2 separate regions of the Mus musculus genome follow, and region 2 is linked to region 1. The links are chromatin contacts, found by Hi-C or POLR2A ChIA-PET in ENCODE. All regions are on one chromosome and are shown on one strand. The core of a region is the stretch at or near the end of the contact, and the rest is flanking DNA. Distances in the headings are between cores, read along the strand shown.

Evidence for each region. A loop is a pair of places that touch in the nucleus more often than their neighbours do. ChIA-PET counts read pairs that join two places held with the same protein, here RNA polymerase II (POLR2A).
Region 2: a loop to region 1 is called in a map of adrenal gland, with 7 times the contacts of the local background. The contact joins the promoter of Zeb2 here to the promoter of Arhgap15os in region 1. A Hi-C loop is called at or near these places in 1 of 37 maps with a recorded cell type or tissue (adrenal gland). POLR2A ChIA-PET finds 5 or more read pairs at or near these places in 1 of 5 experiments (Patski).

Annotation. Positions count from the first base shown.
Region 1 is chr2:44,063,196-44,068,066 of GRCm38, reverse strand. It overlaps Arhgap15os (Rho GTPase activating protein 15, opposite strand), which reads left to right and starts at 2,743. Exons shown (of 3, transcript NR_040622.1): 1 at 2,743-2,833; 2 at 4,233-4,325. It overlaps Arhgap15 (Rho GTPase activating protein 15), which reads right to left. Exons shown (of 14, transcript NM_153820.3): 7 at 4,207-4,305; 8 at 2,960-3,083.
Region 2 is chr2:45,109,860-45,114,579 of GRCm38, reverse strand. Zeb2 (zinc finger E-box binding homeobox 2) reads left to right here and starts at 1,301. Exons shown (of 10, transcript NM_015753.4): 1 at 1,301-1,757; 2 at 4,423-4,564. The coding sequence starts at 4,492. It overlaps Zeb2os (zinc finger E-box binding homeobox 2, opposite strand), which reads right to left and starts at 3,442. Exons shown (of 3, transcript NR_110572.1): 1 at 3,278-3,442; 2 at 1,587-1,737; 3 at 493-1,481.

The DNA of each region.
Region 1 (4,871 bases), core at 1,494-3,993:
AAATATAAATATGCTAGTAACTATTTTAAACCCATCGTCTAATTTAATATTGTGTGGATAGGTTACTCGCTATGGCTTCCAAGTGAAATTAAGACAAGCATGCGATTAGATGTAACTTGGTGTAGAGAGTAACAAACTATGCCCTAACTTGAAAGAAGTCTTGCAACTGTAGATAATCGAGACAATATCGAAAAAAGAATATTTTTGAAAATTAGGATTAGCAGCCCTTTTATTTTACTAGGAAAATCTATCTGAAAGCATGTGGGCTTTGGTTTAAGTTCACTGATGTGTAGAAATTTTATTTTCACTTTTTAAAAAATGTCCACCCAGGTCCAAGTTTGAAACAGATTAGCTTTTATTTGTTCACGTAACTGCAGCATATAGTTAGGAGAGCAGGTTGTAAAAGCAGATTGCTTGAGTTTGACATGTGTCTCTTAAATGTCTTCCACACTTTAGATGCCTTGGCTTCCACATTTACAATCTAGGGTTAAAAATGGCAGCAATCTCTTCGGATGGATGAGAATACCCAGTCATTATAAGTACTTGGAACAGCACCTAGCGAACAGTACCTACAAAGTGCTATCTTAGGCTAGTGCTGTTTTACCTTAAAAGTCACTGTTCAATCAAGGGGATTTTGACTTGAAAAAATACCTGCCTCATTTGTTATCTTTAAGAAAGACTTTGCTCTTTTAGTAAATAATACTCTTCTTTTTATTTATTTTTAATATTTTTTATTATTACGTATTTTCCTCAATTACATTTAGAATGCTATCCCAAAAGTCCCCCATACCCTCCCCCCCACTTCCCTACCCACCCATTCCCATTTTTTTTTTGGCCTTGGCGTTCCCCTGTACTGGGGCATATAAAGTAATGGGCCTCTCTTTCCAGTGATGGCCGACTAGGCCATCTTTTGATACATATGCAGCTAGAGTCAAGAGCTCCGGGGTACTGGTTAGTTCATATTGTTGTTGCACCTACAGGGTTGCAAATCTCTTTAGCTCCTTGAATACTTTCTCTAGCTCCTCCATTGGGGGCCCTGTGATCCATCCAATAGCTGACTGTGAGCATCTACTTATGTGTTTGCTAGGCCCCGGCCTAGTCTCACAAGAGACAGCTATATCAGGGTCCTTTCAGCAAAGTCTTGCTAGTGTATGCAATGGTGTCATCGTTTGGAGGCTAATTATGGGATGGATCTCTGGATATGGCAGTCTCTAGATGGTCCATCCTTTTGTCTCAGCTCCAAACTTTGTCTCTGTAACTCTTTCCATGGGTCTGAAGAAGAACGAAGACCAAAGTGTCGACACTTTGCCCCTTCTTAGAATTGGAAACAATAATACTCTTTTCTAATGTGGGGTAATTAACTATAGAGAAAGACTGACTCTTCTTTTCATAAAATTTTTTTTCTAAGAAACATTCTAACACTTTTCATGTAATTACTGTTCAGTGCTGCATCTGTCAGCCTCAGTTTCTCAAACATGCTTTTGCGAATCCTCCCCCCCACCCCCCACACACACACACTGCTTCAGGGTTTAAAAGCATGTTAAGTTTTCTTCCACAACGGCAATTAAATATCAGATTTCAGATCTGATAATCACTGCATCACAAACTCTTGTGCATTTACAACAAAATATTTACATAATTAACATTAAGTATTGACTCATAACTGAATCCTAACTCTGTAAGGCTGTGTTAGATATGTTACCTTATACCTCATCCCAGGTGCAACAAAAGACAGAAACTCAAGAAGTAAAGGAAACTACTATTGAATTTAAATTAACTCCAAATAATAGCCCTTAAAAAGGCACAGATGAGTCTTCACCAACACCCCATGGACTTTGTGGCCATAGGCAGTTACAACCTTCTTAAACAGCAGCATTAAGCAGATGATTTGCTGAATCAGTCTCTGGTAGCTGGAGAAAACTATGGCAGAGGCCCCTTAACAGTTAGTTCCCTCTTTTCAAAAGGATCTCAATTCAACATCTCCTGTAGCCTCTAGAACGGTGGGTCTTAATCATTCATCTTTGAAAGAGATGTTGCCACGCATACACTACCACATCTTTTCTAATGACGCATATGTGTTATAAACAAATATATTCATTTACCGTACATTTTTATTTACACCTCATGTACTGGTGTTTCTGTAACTTACTGACTTGTCCTTAAGTTTCAAAAACTAGGATATAAATATATTTCCATGTAGAAAAAATGGTTAAAAATAGCTGGGTGGGAGGTTTAAGGAAGTTGCTATAATTTTAAAGACAGAATTAGCTGATATGAAATATATCTACATGTCCTTTCAGAAGTCTAGTGCTTAGTTTTCCTGTGTGGATTACATGTGGCATGTTGTAATCATCCCCTTTTGTTGAGGAAGAAGCAGGCTGGCTAAAGAAATAAGTTTCGAAGAGCATAATGTAAGTGATATAAGTTATTGTTATTCCTAATCAATTGCGTTGGAAGCAGAACTCACCGTAACTTCGATAACCACTTCATTCAGGTCTCAGGTTTCCTGTCCACTCTGGAATGTATATTTCTAAATTTCCCTGGTTTTCTGGAAGTGTGGACTGGTGCAAAAGCTGTTGGTTTAGTTGGGCCAACTCTGATGGTCACTCTTGTCTTTTAATGTATGAAAATCAAATGGTCAGCATGCCAGATGCTTGACATTTCCCACTCTCAAAATCAATCACCAATCTGAACTCTGTGGCGATTACTCAGAGATTCAGAGGTTTGCTGTAAGCAGAGACCATGACCTTGGAACAATTATTTTCTCAAAAGATATTACCAACAATGATGTGAGCCGAATGCCCAGACTGCCCTCCAGCGCATGAATCCCTAGGTAAGAAATGGCTACGAATCTTCCAAAGTAGCCTGGCTTTGGCTTAAATCTCATTTTAATACATTTATATTTCATAAGCTCTGCATTTAGACAGAGGTAAAAGGAGCAGTCAAAGAAAACACTTACTGAAGGACTTCCTGTGTTCTGGTTTCTGTTCTTTTCTATCGATGTGGCAGTGACTCGGCAGTTCAGAACTTGAGGATCTCTGCAAATTGAACAACTCCAGGGACCCACAACTTGGATTCTTTGGCTAGAAATAATAGAGAGTACCTTTTACTAGGAAGAAAGAATACGCGAGTTTTGTGTCTTATCTTGATGCTAAATTTAACCGGTCTTTTGAGTAAGTTAATTTTTGTGTGTGTGTGTGGCTGGGTAACGGCCTGTATTCTAAGCACAGTGTTTATACTGATTCATGCATCCAAATAGTGCTTACTAAATGCTATGAATTATTCAAAGAACTGTACATATATCAACTCAGTTAATCCTCTCAGGAATTCAGCAGGGCCCACACATAGACAACATTACTAGTTCTGAGAAAACAGACAAGGAAAAGATATAGAAGAAGAAAAAACATCTTTCCCAAACTATGCATCGAGTAAATACGAACAGTGTTTAAAGTTTTTCTGGCCTTATATTGTATACTTAAAGATAATAATCCATGTTTTGTTGTCTATATATTGGGGATTCTGTTGATAGTATGGAAAGACAATTTTAATTTGTACAGTTTGATCTTTTAAGAGATATAATGAAAGGTTTTAAATACATTATCCTGTTTTAGAGCATACTAAGAGTTCTCAAGAATATTTTTCCATTATATATTTACATAAGTGAAATAAAATTAAGTCAATAAAAAAGTTTTAAATAATTTAAGCCTTAAAAAACATGTAATCTGAATGCATACTTTGAGCTATTTTTCTAACGTTCTAGGTATTTAATTTTTTTTTTGAGAAGATCATTCTAGCTTAGTTGGAAAATAATAACATTACATGTGAATGATTTTTCCTTGTGGTATTATAACAGTAACTATGGTCATAGATACAAAGATACTTAATTTCCAGAATAACATATGTCAGATACTACAACAAGCAGAAAATATAGTTTTCAAGCACCTGAGTGCTTTTTACAACCTCCAGAAAAAGGAGACCATGCTCTATTCCAGAATAAGAACAGTGCTCGTTTGAAAGATGAAATGATGTCTACCTCACAAATCTTGACGGAAGGAACATTCCTTATGCTTTCTATTAAGCTTAAAATAGCTAGTATCTCTCAGACATAGGATCCATTTACATGTGTGAACCTTATATGCCTGAACAGTAAGATTTAAATGACTACATTTTAATTAAAAAATGTTAACAGCCCAAACAAATACATACCAATCTGTCAATTGCATTTTTGATAGCTTGGAACCAATCCAATATGAGGAAGTCAATATCTGACTGTAGAAGGAACTCATTTCCTGACACTGTTGTGATCTGAGAGGAAAAATGGACAGGTAAGAAGACCATGTTAGATGTATTTCTTACATTAATAATATCACCTTCAAGGACAAGTTCATCACGTGGACATATTTGTTGTATTCCAGCAATTGTCTTTCTGGGAACTAAGGAGAATGCTGACATTTTGAACTCCTCTCTATAAACTGTTTTTTTTATGCCATATTAAATACATGATTCTTTTAGTAATAGAAAAATTAACTCAGAGCAGGGTTAAAGGTGAGTTACTCTAATTTCAGGAGAATGAAGTCAGGAAGTTGAAGGGTGCAGACAATATATACGTTAAGTTAAAAGCCAACAGAAAATGCACCTGAGTGTGTTGGAGTTTGTTCTGTGCATGCTGTTGGCTCTTTCAAATCTAATAGTATCTCTGTATATGATTTCCTTTTCTGGAGGCCCCCGAAACAGATTTTTACCAAAGAGACTAATGCCTACTTTTGCAAAAGGTCATTGTGGTGAATAACATTTGGCTGGTTCTGCCTTCCTATAGTAAAGCTCTATAGGAAAATAATAAACGACCAATTTCCTCACAAAGGGAGTGTATT
Region 2 (4,720 bases), core at 52-2,551, 1.0 Mb before region 1:
TAAAGCAGAAAAACTGATAAGAGGCAGCTGTTTGGCCCTCTTCAAACCTCCACCTTTTCCTTTATACTGGAGTCTATAGGCTGTGAGACTGGGCATCTCTCTGTGCTCTCGGGTTCTTAAATACTTTCACTATTTAAAATAATGGGGGGGGGTCTCCTAGTATTTTAAGAAATTAAGCCTTAACTGTTGAGGCAAAACAGTTTCTTCCTTTTCCTATAAATACAGAGCATCCTCAAATTTGGCTGTCTTTATTTACTTCTATATTAGTTCCAATTATGTGCAGTGTAAACCAGCTTTTTGATTAACAAAACAGCAGAGCATTGGTTAAGAACACTTAAACTTCAAAAAAAAATCCCCTGGGAAGTGGGCTCTGAATTGGTTAATAATGTGCAGTACTTGCTAAATTGCTGACTTCCAGATGTGGAAAATATCTTTCTTGTTTAGGACCTATGTAACCTGATTGGATTACGACAGAAGCGTCACGTTGGAAGCTTTTTGAGTGATTATTTAATTAACCATACAGTAGAAAGCTGTATTCTCCAGGAAATCCCTTCCATATTTGCATAACCAATCCCTTCAGAGCAAAGGTGGAGTCTTTTCTTTTTAATTTTAGTTTAATTGCAATATCAAAAATATGCACTTCAAAACTTAGACCCCACACAGTTTAGTGTCACCCTCTTCTTTCTTTCGTCCTAAGTTCCTCTGACCTTTCTCCTTCTTCCTCCTGCCCCTGTCCCCTCACTTTGTAATGTGGTCTGCATGAGGTGTAGAGGGGTCCAGAGATTGGCCAGCATAGTACAGCTCTATGTTAACCTAGAGACCCTTTATTAAAATGCCAAACTTTTAATATAGGGATCCAATCCAGAAAATCTCCCCCCCACACACACACACACATACACACATACACTGCACACTGAGATCCTAAGATGCAGTGTACAAGTAGCATTTCCCTCCCCTAGCTCTGGCATCTTTAAAAAAAAAAATGTAATAAGAGAAAGGGCAAGAATTTAGTTCCAAAAACGGTGCTTGAGGTATCCATACAACTTGACGTGCACCTCAAACCTAGTCACCAGAGATATCTGTATAAGACAAGAGATCTGCATGGAAGACCCGAGAGCTTTCCCTTTAACTTTCGCCCCTTGGAGTTCTCCAGTTCTGTGAATGGTGTGCACCGTTTTCCGCCCAGTACTCTGCAGGATTTAGTGATGAGGATAATGATGCCAAAGGCTTGCTTGACGGGGGGGGGGGGGGGGGGGGGGGGCGTGGAGAAGGGAGGGAGGGAGAGAGGAAGGGAGGGAGGTGGAATTTCATTTCTTCCACTAAAGCGTTTGCGGAGACTTCAAGGTATAATCTATCCCAGATCCTTTCCCAGAGAGAAACTTGGCGATCACGTTTTCACATGATGCTCACGCTCAGGGCGCTTCAATTATCCCTCCCCACAAAGATAGGTGGCGCGTGTTTCAGGGTCTCTCTTCTCTCCCCTACAGAAAAGAAAAAGAAAAAAATGTCATTAGAAGAGGCGTAACACGTCAGTCCGTCCCCAGGTTTGTGTTTCCTGGAGTGGCCGAAAAGAGATCAGTTCTAACCTGCTCGGCAGGAATAACGGTCCTGCCTCCAGACACTCTTGGCGAGGTTTTGTTCAGTTTGCTCCGGGAGCTGTTTCTTCGCCTCCACCTTTTTCTCCCCCACACTTCGCGGCTTCTTCATGCTTTTTCTTCTCACCATTTCTGGCCAAAACTACAAACAAGACTTCACAGGTAGGTTTCCCACCCCCCCCTTCTTTTCCTCCTCTTTTTATCCTTTTTTGGTGCTCTTGCCCCCCACCCTCCCTCTCTAATTTTCTCATTTTGAGTGGGAATGTTAGTCTGAAGTGAGCCGGGTGTCTCTGGACAGGAATTTCAGGTGGTTTTAGCTCTTTGGTGGCAGGCTTTCTTTTCCCAAGAGTGGCTTCTTTGCTTTCTCATGCCTTCCCTTACTCTCTCTTTCCTTTCCTCTCCCTTTTTCCCCTTCCCCCAGTAATTCGCCCTGTACCTGTCCATTCAGGTAACCAAAGGTGTTTTTTGCTACATAGTCTAGGAAAAGTTTTGTTGAGAACTGAATGGCTGGGGTAAAAAACTCATCAAGTGGAGAGTTTCTACTGCTTTGTTCTCACACCGACTTTCAATTCATTATATCAAGCAATTAAAACTTGGCAAATACCTGTTAATAATTATAAAACTTATTCGAGAAAGACCTACCAAATTCGGGAGCAAGTCCTTCTCTTAGATCTGGCAGACTAGTCTAACCTTTCCCACCGGAGAAGGCTGTTTTCTAAGCAGAAACTTGACTGTTTTTGTCTGCCTAGCGAGTTTCATTTCTTTATTTCATTCTTTGTGTGTGTGTGTGTGTGTGTGTGTGTGTGAAGTAACACCTCACTTCTGTGATTATAAATAAAGAAGTGAAAGTTCTCTTGGAACTTGAGTCGTTTACCAAAGTGTATGGGAGAGGGGGGGTCGCAACAGCTGGGAAGAAAACTGCTGTCAGGATAATAGGGTTAAAATTAGGGTAACTTTTGATATTTTATTTTAAATGACCAAGTAATATACACATCGATTTTTCATGGAACTCCTCTCTCTCTCTCTCTCTCTCTCTCTCTCTCTCTCTCTCTCTCTCTCTCTCACACACACACACACACACACACACACACACACACACCACACCACACCACACCACACCACACCACACCACACCACACCATTCCAGACTTTGGGACTGAAAAGTCGGAGTTCAAGAGTCACAGGCACAGTGCTGAGCTCAGCTAACATAAACGTGTTTATCTCCCACCTACTTACATGTTTCACATGCTAACCCTGTAATGATGAGGGCAAGATCGCTTACTCCAGAGTTAAGACTAACATTCACAAATAAAGTTTACAGCACAAATGCCATGTCTTTCCCTCACACACACACTGGCTCATAAAACTAGCAACTTATTTTATTAAATATATATTTTATATGCAGTGGTTTGTAAGTCTCAGCAGAAATACAGACAGACAGCTGTTTCATCCCACAAGCTTGTGTGACCATTTCTTTATTCCAGGACCCCCCCCCCCCAACAATTTCAAATTAGTAGGACAGATCAAAAAATGATATATTTGTATTTTTTTTTAATGTGTCAAACTGGAAAGCCTACTCTGTATGCCTAAGTAAATTTAAAGTGCTTCCTACAACACCCACTTCCCCTTCTCTCTGCCCCCCTTCACCCCCGCTCAGCAAATGTGCGGAAACTGATACTCACTTTCCAGGTTTTCCGCAAAGCTTGTGGCACCGGAGACAATAGGTGCAGGGTGTAGGGACTGGGCGTGCTGGGCGGCAGAGAAAGGGTTAATGGCCCTTGTGTTACAGTTTGCATCTGTTACATCTTTTATAGCCCGCTGTTTAAACTAATCCTCGAGGCACAGCGTCTTCCCACCCCGCGGAGTTTCAGGGCTCTCCTCTTCTCCGGCCTGCCTCCGAGGTTCCCCTTCTCCAAGTTTTGACAGTTTGAGCTGAAAGAATGCAGCGCCTCCCTCGATTTTTAGGTACAAAAGTTTCGAAGCCAAAAAGGACACGATCATTTAGAACAACTTAAATAGTGGCCACGGACTTTCTCTTTCCTTTCTTGAGAGGGGAAGAAAACAAAAACAAAAACAAAAAACAATCTACTGGAAGAATTTAAGGAAATCAGTGTGGGGAAACGTGTGTATGGGGGGGGGGGGCTTAAGTAAATATTGTCCAAGTGGTGAGGTTGGGGGAGGAACAATGTCCAGAGAGGCTTATAATTATATTTCTTTTGCCGGGTAAAATGGGAAATCTTAATTTGGGGGCGGAGGGTGTAGGGAAAGAGACAGTGCCTCGATAAACTCCAAAGGGGAGGGGAGGGGTCGCGGGGCGAGTGGGCTTCCTGTAATTACTATTATCAATTTACCCGAGTGTGCTTCATCCAAGGGCTGTTTTGCGTTGTTTGTTACTTTTTTCCCCTCTTGGGAATGGGGGGGTCGGAGGAGGGATGAGAAAAGATGAGAGCGAAAGACCCCCTCTCCAAGTTCCCGAGCCCGGCTGAGGACTTTTCTGAGGAAGAGGTCCGCCTAGCCTTGAGTCAAGCAGTCTTACTGTACCGCCGTGTGCATTCCCTCATACGGTCAGGAGTTATGACTCATTTTGAAGATGTAATTCTTGTCTCTGATCCCCTCGCGAGTGCAACACACCAAACAGTAACAACACAAAGCGCCTCGGGGCCAAGGCTGGGGGTGGGGGGCGGGGAGGGGGCCGCCGAAGTTTCGCTTTGGCGCTGGGGGCGCGGATGGGTGCTCACCCGGGCCCTGGCCCGGATCCCCTGGGCGGCCCGCGCGCGTTTCAATGGGCGCGGACGATGCCCACATTGTCGCTGTGTTTGGTTGCTAGATCGAGCCTGCGTGCTGCCGAAGCAGGGCGCCGAGTCCATGCGAACTGCCATCTGATCCGCTCTTATCAATGAAGCAGCCGATCATGGCGGATGGCCCCCGGTGCAAGAGGCGCAAACAAGCCAATCCCAGGAGGAAAAACGGTAAGAAGAGGCCCGAACCAAACTTTTCCGGGCCACTCGGCGGCCCGAGACCAGGGGGAAGGGGGGGACAGGGAGAAGGAAGCCGGTGGCGGCGCCTGGGGCTCGCGGGCGAGCCTCCCTCCGCGGCCAGCGCCGGAGCCCCACGCGCGGCCGCTG